2 separate regions of the Homo sapiens genome follow, and region 2 is linked to region 1. Evidence: chromatin contacts called from ENCODE Hi-C or POLR2A ChIA-PET data. All regions are on one chromosome and are shown on one strand. Each heading gives the region's core, a stretch centred on a gene start or an enhancer-like site at or near the end of the contact. The rest is flanking DNA. Distances are from core to core; before and after follow the strand shown. Region 1 holds the start of NFYB (nuclear transcription factor Y subunit beta). Region 2 overlaps C12orf75 (chromosome 12 open reading frame 75).

Region 1 (5,690 bases), core at 1,482-3,981:
AGTGGTGCTGAAGAACACCTATCTAAAAAGGTGTCTAATCTTTGTGATTTCAACCTAAAAGATAAACATCTATTAGGACCTAACATCTATCAATAGTAAAAATACATCAAATGTATCACTTATAGGCTTTTTTTCTCATAAAATTAAAGAGGGCTTGTATAATTTTGACTACTATTCTTAATCAATGGAGTACATGGTATAAAATAGTATAAAAAGGCACCCAATAAATGTTTGTTGACTTGAAAGATTTATTTTGGAGAACTTAAAAACAAGTTAATTCCATGGGGAAAGGAGAAAATGGATTTTCCAACATAACCCTGAATTTAGCCATATTCATCATAAACATTCATTACAATACACCAAAAAGGGACCAAATTATATAATATGCAAGAGACCAAAAATTATACATCTAAATTACTTAAAACATTAACACTCAAGATGCAAACACACCCCTTATCATCTTAATTTTTTGGTGATGGTTTTCTTAAATGTTTCAGAGTAACATTTAGACATTCTATAGCTCAAGAGGAGGAAAAAATTATCTGAGAATATAATGCTTTTCAATTAAGAATCTCAGATTATACTGTAATGAAGATACATTCTGCACTGAGAAGATATCAAAAAAGCAACACAATCAAGACCCTTATTTATAATTTTGAAGCACCACCATTTTTGACTAAAATTGCATCGAAATAGCACTTCAGTCTCACTGTAAGGCATAAATAGCTGAACAAATTAGTACCAATTGCTGTGTTACAAGTTTCATTTCTCATTTGCTCCATTCTTTCTCAAAGGAAACAATTAAATGGGGGAGGGGTAGGATGCCAAAACAAAAACACATCCTTTCAGTGTTAATTTTAAAGGGAGAAGATATACTGATACGCATCCAAGCATGAAATCTAGCAAATAGCAGAAAAAATTGTAGCCACTGAATTGAAAGTTTTTAATGCCACTAAAAAGGTCCAGGTAGCAAAAACTGCTTGACGTTTGCTATAATATTAAAAGTAATTTATAATTTCTTTTCAAATATTAATAGTATCCTCTAACCCCAAAACTGCTCAGAAAAGTCCTTCCTTGTAACGAGAAATGTTATTTTTTAAAGAGTGTCTTTGAAAAAATAAGCCCTCAGAACACTTAAAACATGGGAGCTATATTTATGTATTTTGCTTGGAATGGGAGAGGGGGGTGTGGGCAGGGAGTCATACCACACCACACTCACTCACCCAAATAGTTGATTCAGTATATATTTAGACTCAGTACATTAAAGAAAAACACTGTCACCTCATATGGTGTATATTTTCTTAAGGGCAGGTTGATATATGTAAAAGCTCAAGGGAATGCATACATCTGTTTAATGTTTTAAGAAATGCAAATTTGTATCCAAGAAAAGCAGTAGTCCCTTCCTCCACCCTCCATTCTTTGGCATCAACAACCAGAGTTTTGCATCAATATACAGTAATCCTTAAATTAAGATACAAGAGCAATGCAGGGAAGGAATAATTTGCCTTTTAAGGAATTTTGGTTAAACTTTCAATACTTTACAAATAAACCCCCCACTGATTAGTGCCACTGATATTGATCCGTTTGCTTTCATCACTTTATGTTGCTGATTAGTTTCCATACTAAGAGAGATGAAACCACCCCAGTGATTTGTAGCACGAACCACGCAACTATGGGGTCCATGCGGGTTAGTGGGATGCCATTTTTTTAAAGGTCGCAGGCTACCTAACCTTGTTTAAATTATCCTGTTAGAGTGCTTTGGGCGAGATTACGATTTGTGGGTGCTCTGTAATTCTTTGTTCTCTAAGACTACCGTTCTTTAAGGCCCTGCATATCCTCCCGCCTCCCACCACTAATGATTAAAACCTTAGTCCAATCCGAAGGGCTTCCTTCCCACCTTCGGGGCAAGTACAGGGACCGCAAACCGCCAGATGGCTGCATTCTTTACGCGCAAACCAGGCTGCGGGGAAGCTAAAGCCATGCCTTCCTCCCCACGCAGGTGCCTGGGTGGCCCCGGCCCCACGGCCTGGTCCCGGCGACCTGTCAGCCCTGCGAGTGCCAGGAGGCCGCCCCCAGAGCGCATCCCCTGACTCGCCCGGCCGCCCCGGCCCCGCGCCCAACGCCTGCCTCCCACCCGCCGCGCGGCCCCCGGGATGTGCGGGCAGACAAAGCGCCGGGCCCCGCCACAGCCCCGCGGGCGGGAGGAGGGCGCCCCCGGGGACTCGCGCCGCCGCCGGGGCTACGGGGCCAGGGCCCGGGCCGCGTCTCCCGCCCCTCGGCCGGCTCCCCGCACAAAATGGAGCCGGCCCGGGACGCCGTCGAGAGCGGGGCCCCGACGCAGCCCCGCGGCCCCTCCTCGGCCCCGGGCCCGGAGCTCAACGGCGGCGAGGGTGAGGTGGCCTGGCCCGCGTCCCGCCGCTCCTCAGCCCGGCGCACAAAGAGCCGCGCCGCGGCCCCGCGCCCGCTCCCCGGCCCGGCCCGCTGCGGGAGCGGCCTCGCAGGCGCGGGGCCCGGCCTCGGCCCGCGCGGGAGGGCGGGAGGCTAGTGCCCCCGGCCGCGGCGGCGTTGGCGGCGGGGACGGCGCCGGGAGGAGACGGACATTTCATTCGAGCTAAAGTGGAGTCGGTTTAGGAGCGATCATTGGCCGAAGCGAGACACAAACCTCCAATGCAGCCCTGGTTGGCTCCCGTCTCCAATCGGCTGTTTGGTTGGACAGAAAATGGCTGCGAAGGAACCAGTCCCAGCGCGGAGCTCCGCTTCCAGGACTCGGCCTCCCCTCCCTCCGCCGCGGGCCGCTTCCCTCGGCGCGACACCCTCCCTCCGCGCCGCCCGCGCGCCCGCCCGCCGCGGCCCCGCCCCGCCCCGCCCCGCCCCCGGCCCCGCCCCGCCCCCGGCCCAGTCCCGCGTTCCTGTGAGGCCTCCGCGCCGCTCCGGATGCCGCTCCTCTAGGCGCGAGGTCTTCCAGGGCCCTGCCCGGGCGCGCCGTTCGGGTCTAGGCGGGCCTCCTTCCCGGTGCTGACCCGGGCCTGTGCGAAGCGGGATCTCTCGGGCGTCCCTCTCTTTGTCACCCCTTCCCCCGCCACGTGGAGGTGCCTCAGCCGCCTGAGCTCAGCCTGCCTGCGCCTGGATTTTTAAGAAGGGGAAACCAAGGACAGAAGCCGCCCCCTAGGACGACGCGCCCGAGCCACCGGGAGGGTCTGAACGGCGGGGGCCTCCTGGAGCGCCTTCAGCGCCTCGTGTTTTCTTTCCTTGGGTCCCTGTTAGCGTCGCCGCATGCACAGCGCTCCCTGTCATTTGGTCCCTGAGCTTGGGTGTTTTTCACATTTCATCTAAAGATGCAGACCCCTGCTAAGTCTAGCCAGCCTTCACCCTGAATCTTGAACTTAAGATGCTGCATTTTCCACCCACCCCCACCCCTCTAGTAGCTGCAGATTGACAAGCGGCTTTTCCCAACCAGATGACATTTTGGCTGCAAGAATCCGTGGCCCGTTCTTGCCTCTGTGCAGCCAAGCTCCTTCGCTGTCTTTCTCAAACTGCAGTCCTGAGTTCAGCTTCGCTTAGCAGTGACCATCCCAGAGGTGGGTAATCCAACACTGGATCCACTCACTGCAACCGGAGCTGGGGATGGCATGCCCTCTGCTTCCACTAACCGAGTGGCCTGCACCACATTAAACTCTCCAGCTTTGATTATGTAAAAATACAGAGATCTTTTATTTATAGAGTTCCTACTGTTTCTCAGAGTATTTAAACATTTCTGCGGCAAGTATGGAAGAAAAGACAAATGAAAGCCCCAAATTGTGACAAGAGGAGTAAGTAGCAATGCCACTGTCATCAGACAACCTGACTTGAATTCCAACTCCCCTTCTTACAGGCTTGTGATCTTGGCCAAATGTCTGCTTCTCAGGGTTGTTTGGGATAATGTATACATAGAAAGCCCTTTAAAAAAAAAAAGTTATCCCAGCACTTTGGGAGGCCGAAGCAGGCCGATCACCTGAGGTCAGGAGTTCGAGACCAGCCTGACCAACATGGCGAAACCCCGTCTCTACTAAAAATACAAAAATTAGCCGGGCGTGGTGGTGGGCGCCTGTAATCCCAACTACTCAGGAGGCTGAGGCAGGAGAATCGCTTGAACCCGGGAGGCAGAGGTTGCAGTGAGCCGAGATCACACCATTGCACTCCAGCCTAGGCGACAGAGCAAGACTCCATCTCAAAAAAAAAAAAAAAAAAAGTTATCCTAAGATCTTTATATAGCATGAATTTCTTCAATCTCCATCAAACATTTAAAAGGTGTTATTTGCTTAGAAAAAAAAAAGGAAAAATTGGCCTGAGTTTAATTTCTCCCTTTCTCTATGCTTACCCATAAAGTGGAGATTAAGGAGTGAAATGATGTGTTCAAAGGTTCAAAGGCAGGAAATATAAAGTAATAGAATTGGGAGAAGGGGCTGGGCATGGTGGCTCACGCCTGTAATCCCAGCACTTTGGGAAGCCAAGGCAGGCCGATCACCTGAGGTCAGGAATTCGAGACCAGCCTGACCAACATGGAGAAACCCCGTCTGTACTAAAAAATACAAAATTAGCCGGGCGTGGTGGCGCATGCCTGTAATCCCAGCTACTCGAGAGGCTGAGACAGGAGAATCACTTGAACCCAGGAGGCGGAGGTTGCGGTGAGCTGAGATCGCGCCATTGCACTCCAGCCTGGGCGACAAGAATGAAACTCTGTCTCAAAAAAGGAAAAAAAAAAAAAAAAAAGAATTGGGAGAAAGATGACTAATCCTTCTCCCAATTCTGGATGGTGAACCAAAAGATGCGAAGATGACTACTTTTCTGAGTTAATAGTTTATCATTTCAGTACTGTGGATCTAAACTATGTGCTTAATTCAAATTCCACTAAAAGGTAATATCAGCTCCTACATTCTGCAGGCATTGTACTAGGAGCCCAAGGGCTACAAAGGTGAATGAATCACTCTCCTTACCCTGAGGAGCCAGAACTCTAGGAGAAATGGAACCCGGTCCACATCCCCTCTGCAGTTGGATCCTAGGTCATCCTGCCTTAACAACCAACCTGTGTTCTCTGTTTCTTCTGTATCTATTTCAGGAAGCCCCCAATAAATGTTAACCACTTTTCTGATGACTTGGTGAAAGAGGAAGGCCAAGATCATAATTTAGTCTTGGAAAAAACACTGCAGCTAACCTAGTCTTTGCATTCAAAGTCAGAGACAGGTAATTGAGTGTCTTTATTTCGAGTCTGTACACCACAGCTGCCAGTTAGTTCATATCGCCATTTCTCTAGGCGTCATAATTAAGCAAACAATGAAACAGAATCCCTGGCCCCATGAAGACTTCACAGTTTTTACTTCATCACTTCAATGAGGTCTCGTAAAATTCCCATGAGGACAGGGTCTAGTAGAATATTGTCTCCACTTCCACCTTCCTGATTCTTCTCTTGCTCCACTCTTCTCAATCCATTCTATGCACTGAGGCCTAGAAGGATCTGGCTTCAGCTTCCCTCTCCCACCCGGCTTGTGGCTCTTCCTCAACCCTGACCTCACCACCTTCTAGACCCACTGGCCTATGCATTGCTCCTCACACACGCACCAGCCTTAAGATCCTCACTGGCTTCTTTTCATCACTGAGGTCTTGCCCCTTCAATGAGGGACTTCCCTGATCCCTTCTTCTTAAGTAGCCCCGCC
Region 2 (5,690 bases), core at 1,894-4,393, 1.2 Mb after region 1:
AATAAGAAAGCAGCCTTCTTGGGAATGATGGGACTATCGAAAGGAGGATTTTTTTTTCCTCCCTAGGGAGTGGGATTTTCTACTCTAAAATGTGGTAAAATAGTTCCAGGAACTATACTCCATGGAGCAGCCATCGGAGTATGTTAGCGGAGCAGCACAGAAGTTGTTGGGATAGAGGAAGTCAGCAAAATATGAGGTGAGAGGTTGGATGGGTGGTTTTCACGAATTTCTTTTTCTTTTTCTTTTTCTTTTTTTTTTTCAGAGTTTTGCTCTCTTGCCCAGGCTGGAGTGCAGTGGCACTATCTCAGCTCACTGCAACCTCTGCCTCCTGGGTTCAAGTGATTCTCCTGCCTCAGCCTCCCAAGTAGCTGGGATTACAAGCGCATGTCACCACGCCCAGCTGATTTTTGTGTTTTTAGTAGAGTTGGGATTTTGCCATATTGGCCAGGCTGGTCTCGAACTCCTGACCTTGTGATCCGCCCGCCTTGGCCTCCCAAAGTGCTAGGATTACAGGTGTGTGCCACTGCACGTGGCCATTTTCATGGAGTTTTAAATTGACCAAGATAATGGTGCTTAGAAAGAAAAACTTTGGGTCAGGGTCAAAATCTTTGGTGCTCTGGGGACAGTTATGGCAGGGTTTAGACTCCAGAGAGGAGAGGTTCTGAGTGAAAATGAAATGGCCCCACCTGTAAGAGCTCTGTGGGGAGATGAGGAGCATGCTGGCTCTGTCTCCTGTTAGGAGAAGCTAGGGTAGGTGAGAACAAGATGCATATTCTTGAGGTTTTGAGAAAAGTGGTGCCAGCAAGGAAAAGCCAAATTTCTTAAGGTAAGGAGATGAAGAGTGCACCCTTGCCTTATAGCAAATGATATTTTTACAACCAATTCTGAAATAATTCCTAACACTGTGTGCCCCTTAGTAAGAGAATAACTGGGGGGAGGAGAGCTAGAGAGGACAGGGAATTTGCAGTCTGGCTCTTGATCTCTTGCTTCTGGATAAAGAGAAGTTGAAAGCATTCCTTTGAAGTGAATGTTACTCATGTTCTCCAGTCATACACTCTGGAAGAAAGAAAGGGACTAATATTGGCCAATGGGCTCATCCAGGGAGAGAGATCAAAAGAAAACAGTCCAAAGAAGTTTTGAAATTGGAAAGAAATGAATGATATTAAACATAGGCCAAAACAGCCAATGGTAAAACATAATTCATTGTGTAATTAAGGGTTTGCTAGAATGGATTGAAACCACCCCAAGGAGCAGGAACCATCATGAAAACATGTTATAAAGAAAATTAAATAATTATATTTTATCTGGAGAATTGTAGTGTAGATGGAAGTAAACACAATCAATTAATAAACCTATTCCAGAAGGTTATCATGAATGGTAACTAGAAACAGATCAGGAGAGCCATGGTCTCCAGGGTTTCCATATTCAATTTTTACTGTTTACGAGTCAAAGTAAGTTTAGCCTCTTTAGTGACACTGCAAATAGGGAAAAAGAAAAGACTACAGGCTTTTTTTTTTTTTTTTTTTTTGCTTTTTAGATCATCTCTAATAAGAATAGCTGTATATTTAGAACATTTTTCTTGATGAATAAGTAAAAAATAAATCATTTCTTTGCCACATAACTTTGTTAGTTCTAGAAGCCTAAGGGAAGTGAGAACTTTCTGAATTTTCAGGTAAGTTGTAGCAAGGATGACTTGGGAGCTGCTGTTTCAAATGGCTGGCTGCTATCTCATATTTGTCATCTGTATTTGTCCTTGATCATGACATGGTTCCATTATTTCACTGTTAAAATCTTTAGGTCACTTGGGATAGCTATTTTATACAACCCAGAAACTAAGTAAATGTAATGATGAAAGATTTTGACTACCATATATTACTGAGGAAGAAAAAGATTCATATTTTATGTATTAACTTTGAATAAGGTTTCACTTAATGAAAGTGATAGTTATTGGTAAGATAAATCATAGTAATTTAAAATGATTGTAAGGTTGAGGTGTTCCATGCAGATATTTGGTTTTAAATAGGCATGCAAAAAATACATTAATTTAAAAAAAGGCCAGGTAGGCGAAAGCCCACCCACCCCAAAGAGCAGCCACAGAGACATGGTCGTTTTGGAGGCAGCCCACCTTCCAGAACCCCGACCTACAAGAAGACAGAGCTTATTTATGATTAGAGAGACATTCAATGTCTCCAGTTCATTCAGAAAAAGTCTGTGACCCTAGTATAAAACAGAAGGATGCATAACTACCTAGAGAATCTGGATCAGCACTGCTATTCACCCTGAGAAGGGTAAGAAGAGCACCTGGCTGGTTTTAGTAAGTTCACAGGAAGTGAGCTAGAAGTGGAATTAATAGAAACTCTGAGACAGAGGAAACCCGAAGCCATCCATCTGTAATCTTAGTTGCAGTGGTTGCCTTTGGTCAGTTGCTTTTTTTTCTTTTCTTCTTTCTTTTTCTTGCATGCCGAGTGTCAAGCCAACTTTGATAAGGTACATATCACTAAACAGTATCTTACTCTACAAGAGTGAGTCATGTTTAAACCATCAACTGAGGATTTATCTTTTCAACAATCCCAAAAGACGTTGAAAGTGGGGAGAATATGAGTTACGGGGGTCACCTTGAATAACACTTGTTTCTGCAAACAGTTTTATTAATGCTATGACTGAAAGTCTGACTCAGAGCCCTGTAAGTGTGTGACCTTAGGCTAGGAGATGATTATGATACTCAACGGGTGGCTTGAACCTCGACTCATTCTTTCTCCTTGATCACCTGTTCTTTGATAAAAGAAGCTACATTTTTTTGCTAACAAAAGGAGACCTGATTTTAGTTGAATGCCCAATGTATTTTCTGTGTGTGTGTGTGTGTGTGTGTGTGTGTGAGAGAGAGAGAGAGAGAGAGAGGAGAGAGAGAGAGACAGACAGACAGACAGACAGACACAGGGTCTTGCTCTGTTGCCCAGGCTGGAGTGCAGTGGTGCGATCATGACTCACTGTAACCTCGACCTCCCAGGCTCAGGCAGTCTTCCCATTTCAGCCTCCTGAGTAGCTGGGACTACAGGTGCAAGCCAGCATGCTTGGCTATTTTATTTTGTATTTTTTGAAGAAACAGGGTCTCCCTTTGTTGCCCCAGCTGATCTTGAACTCCTGGGCTCAAGATATCTGTCTGCCTTGGCTGCCTGAATTGCTGAGATTACAGATGTGAGTCACTGCGCTGGGCTCAGTGTATTTTTTAAACCTGGTCCAAATTGGTGAATACATGTTCTATGGTTCTTAGGGAACGTTCCTGTGGTTTAAAAGGTTTTATAGCTGGGCATGGTGGCACGTGTTTGTAGTCCCAGCCACTCAGGAGGCTAAGGTGGGAGGATCACTTGAGCTGAGGAGTTCGAGACCAGTCTAGGCAACATAGTGAGACTCCATCTCTACAAAACCAAAAAACATATATGTTAGCCAGGTGCGGGGTGTGCGCCTGTGGTGCCAGCTGCTAGGGAGGCCGAGATGGGAGCATCGCTTGAGCCTGAGAGGTTGAGGCTACAGTGAGCTATGATTGTGCCACTGCTCTCCAGCCTAGGCTATGGAGCAAGACCCTGTCTCAGAAAAAAACCAAAACAATAATAATAAATAAATACAGGGTTTTCCTGATAAGATGGTATTTGAGGTTATGATTAAAAAATATTTCAGTCTTACATTTTTTCAAATGTTGCATTACTTTCCACAAATTTTTCAAATGGTATAGATGAGGAGAAACAAAACATTGTCTTGATACCAGAGAAAGCAATTTACCGATAGGTTTTCAGTCATGCTTACCCTGGAAAAACAAGCTTATTACACAAGTTTATTCTTTAGAGTAGTGGCTCGTGTGCAACTAGAAAATGGAATCACTGCTCAGTAAATTAATGTAAATCCTTTAGTACTGGCTTCCTCCAGCACTCTTTGGACTCCAGAAGTCAGTCTTCCTTCTAAGATTGGCTCTGGGCACAGCTGTAAAGCGGATGATGTTTCGACCAAACCCCAGCACTTGGTTCCAGTCCCTTCCCTTGGGTCTTCCTTCCCCTTTCACTTCTCTAATGGACTTAATGTCTAGCATAGCTCCCCTAGCAAGAGCAGGATTTGTCTTGATGTGCCACGTACTTATTTCCAGATTTCCCTTGATCCCTTGGTAATTTGGGCTAGTTTCTCTTCCCCTGCGTCGGCACCAACGTTTGACTCCATGGTTGTGAAATTGAAGAAGTCGTGATAAGCTTCAATGCTTGGGGCCAGGCCAGAAGTGGTGGGAGGCAAACTGGTAGAATTCACCTTTTACTTTTTATTTTTAGGTGATTTGGTTTATGGCACCTGATCCCTTATCTCCTCTAACTCTGCATTTTGGTTCTCTTGGTATAAGCCTTATCTTCAAGGTTTCTTCCCCATTTATAGTAGATTAAGGGGTACTCTTGTTGCCCCTAAGTTGCTTCTCTCCCATTTTCCAGTTTTTAGTGCGTTGGCTTGTGGGCGTCTGGGCATTGCTTCCTGAATTGTGCCCTCCACCCCAGGAGGCTATTATTTAGCAGTGGATTATTACTGGCTGGGCGCAGTGGCTCACACCTGTAATCTCAGCACTTTGGGAGGGCAAGGCGGGTGGATCACTTGGGGTCAGGAGTTCAAGACCAGCCTGGCCAACATGGTGAGACCCCGTCTGTACTAAAAATACAAAAATTACTCAGGCGTGGTGGTGTGTGCCTATAGTCCCAGGTATTTGGGAGGCTGAGGTAGGAGAATCGTTTGAACCCAGGAGGCAGAGGTTCCAGTGAACTGAGATCACACCACTGCACTCCAGTTGGGGCAAAAGAGCCAGACTCCTTCTCCAGAAAAAAAAAAAAAAAAAAAGATTACGATTATACCATGAGAGATTTATCCTGGTTGCTGTATGTCCATTTGCTCCTTTTCTACGGGAGCAAGATTATGTTTAAACTGAGTTTGTAGAGATGTTTGGACCAATTAACTCCCAAAGAGTGTGATCAAGTGCAGCAGGACAGTTTGACCTCTTTTCTAGTTTCAGCCACCGTGAATTGGCCTTGTCTTCACTTTGTTTATCTCCTCCAGCACAGAATAATTCAATCTCCAGGCCCTGATCTCTGAGGGAAGATTCTAGAGGGTGAAGTCATCTCATTCCTTGCTCTTACTGATCTGCATTAGGACTGACTGCAGAAACTAGGGCCTTGCTGCCTCCTTCTGAAGACCTTCTGGGCCCTATCACTGGCTGCTATTCTCACAAGGCTGGGGAGGGTGTGGCTCTGTGTTCTGCTCTCCCTCCCCATTTCTTTCTCTGGTTTGGGGGACAAATTTTGCAGTCCATCAGCAATCACGGCTGCAGAGCATGCAGTGGTCACTGCCCTACAACTGGAGCTGTAGTGACCAGAAAAGAAAATAATCACATCCTTGGTGAAGAACGGAGTGGCTCATCCAGGAGCTTATGTGGCTGTGGATGTTCTGGCCTGAGCATGGCCATTTCCAGCAAGACATTCTGGATCCTCAGGGCTGAAGAAGGACCAGACACTATTTTTGTAACTTCTGAAACCTAATAGAAATCTATGTGTGCCTACGGTGATGTGTACCTGTAAATGTAAAATTTATTTGCCTTTGATTTGAATGACATAAGCTACCTGTGGGCACCTCAGTTCCCCCATGCCCATCAGAAGCTCCTTTTGGCACTTACA

The links. A loop is a pair of places that touch in the nucleus more often than their neighbours do. ChIA-PET counts read pairs that join two places held with the same protein, here RNA polymerase II (POLR2A). Pooled maps may share reads with other maps.
Region 2: a loop to region 1 is called in a pooled map, with 4 times the contacts of the local background. The contact joins the enhancer-like site here to the promoter of NFYB in region 1. A Hi-C loop is called at or near these places in 2 of 37 single-sample maps with no recorded cell type and 2 of 50 pooled maps. POLR2A ChIA-PET finds 5 or more read pairs at or near these places in 2 of 52 experiments (Caco-2 and PC-3).

The regions. Positions count from the first base shown.
Region 1 is chr12:104,135,479-104,141,168 of GRCh38, forward strand. It overlaps NFYB (nuclear transcription factor Y subunit beta), which reads right to left and starts at 2,732. Exons shown (of 8, transcript NM_006166.4): 1 at 2,663-2,732; 2 at 1-54. It overlaps LOC105369947 (a long non-coding RNA gene), which reads left to right and starts at 4,753. Exons shown (of 3, transcript XR_945286.2): 1 at 4,753-5,220. RefSeq lists enhancers at 1,291-1,884, 1,885-2,476, 3,300-3,469 and silencers at 2,096-2,225, 2,286-2,365, 2,466-2,565, 2,616-2,915.
Region 2 is chr12:105,354,933-105,360,622 of GRCh38, forward strand. The region is part of intron 2 of C12orf75 (chromosome 12 open reading frame 75); the gene reads left to right. Among named protein-coding and RNA genes, the nearest start is that of C12orf75, 27 kb to the left of the region's middle. RefSeq lists a silencer at 2,704-2,773. Within about 2 kb of position 3,144, at least 3 of the 41 ENCODE cell types and tissues checked have a DNase peak (open chromatin) inside an H3K27ac peak, as active enhancers do.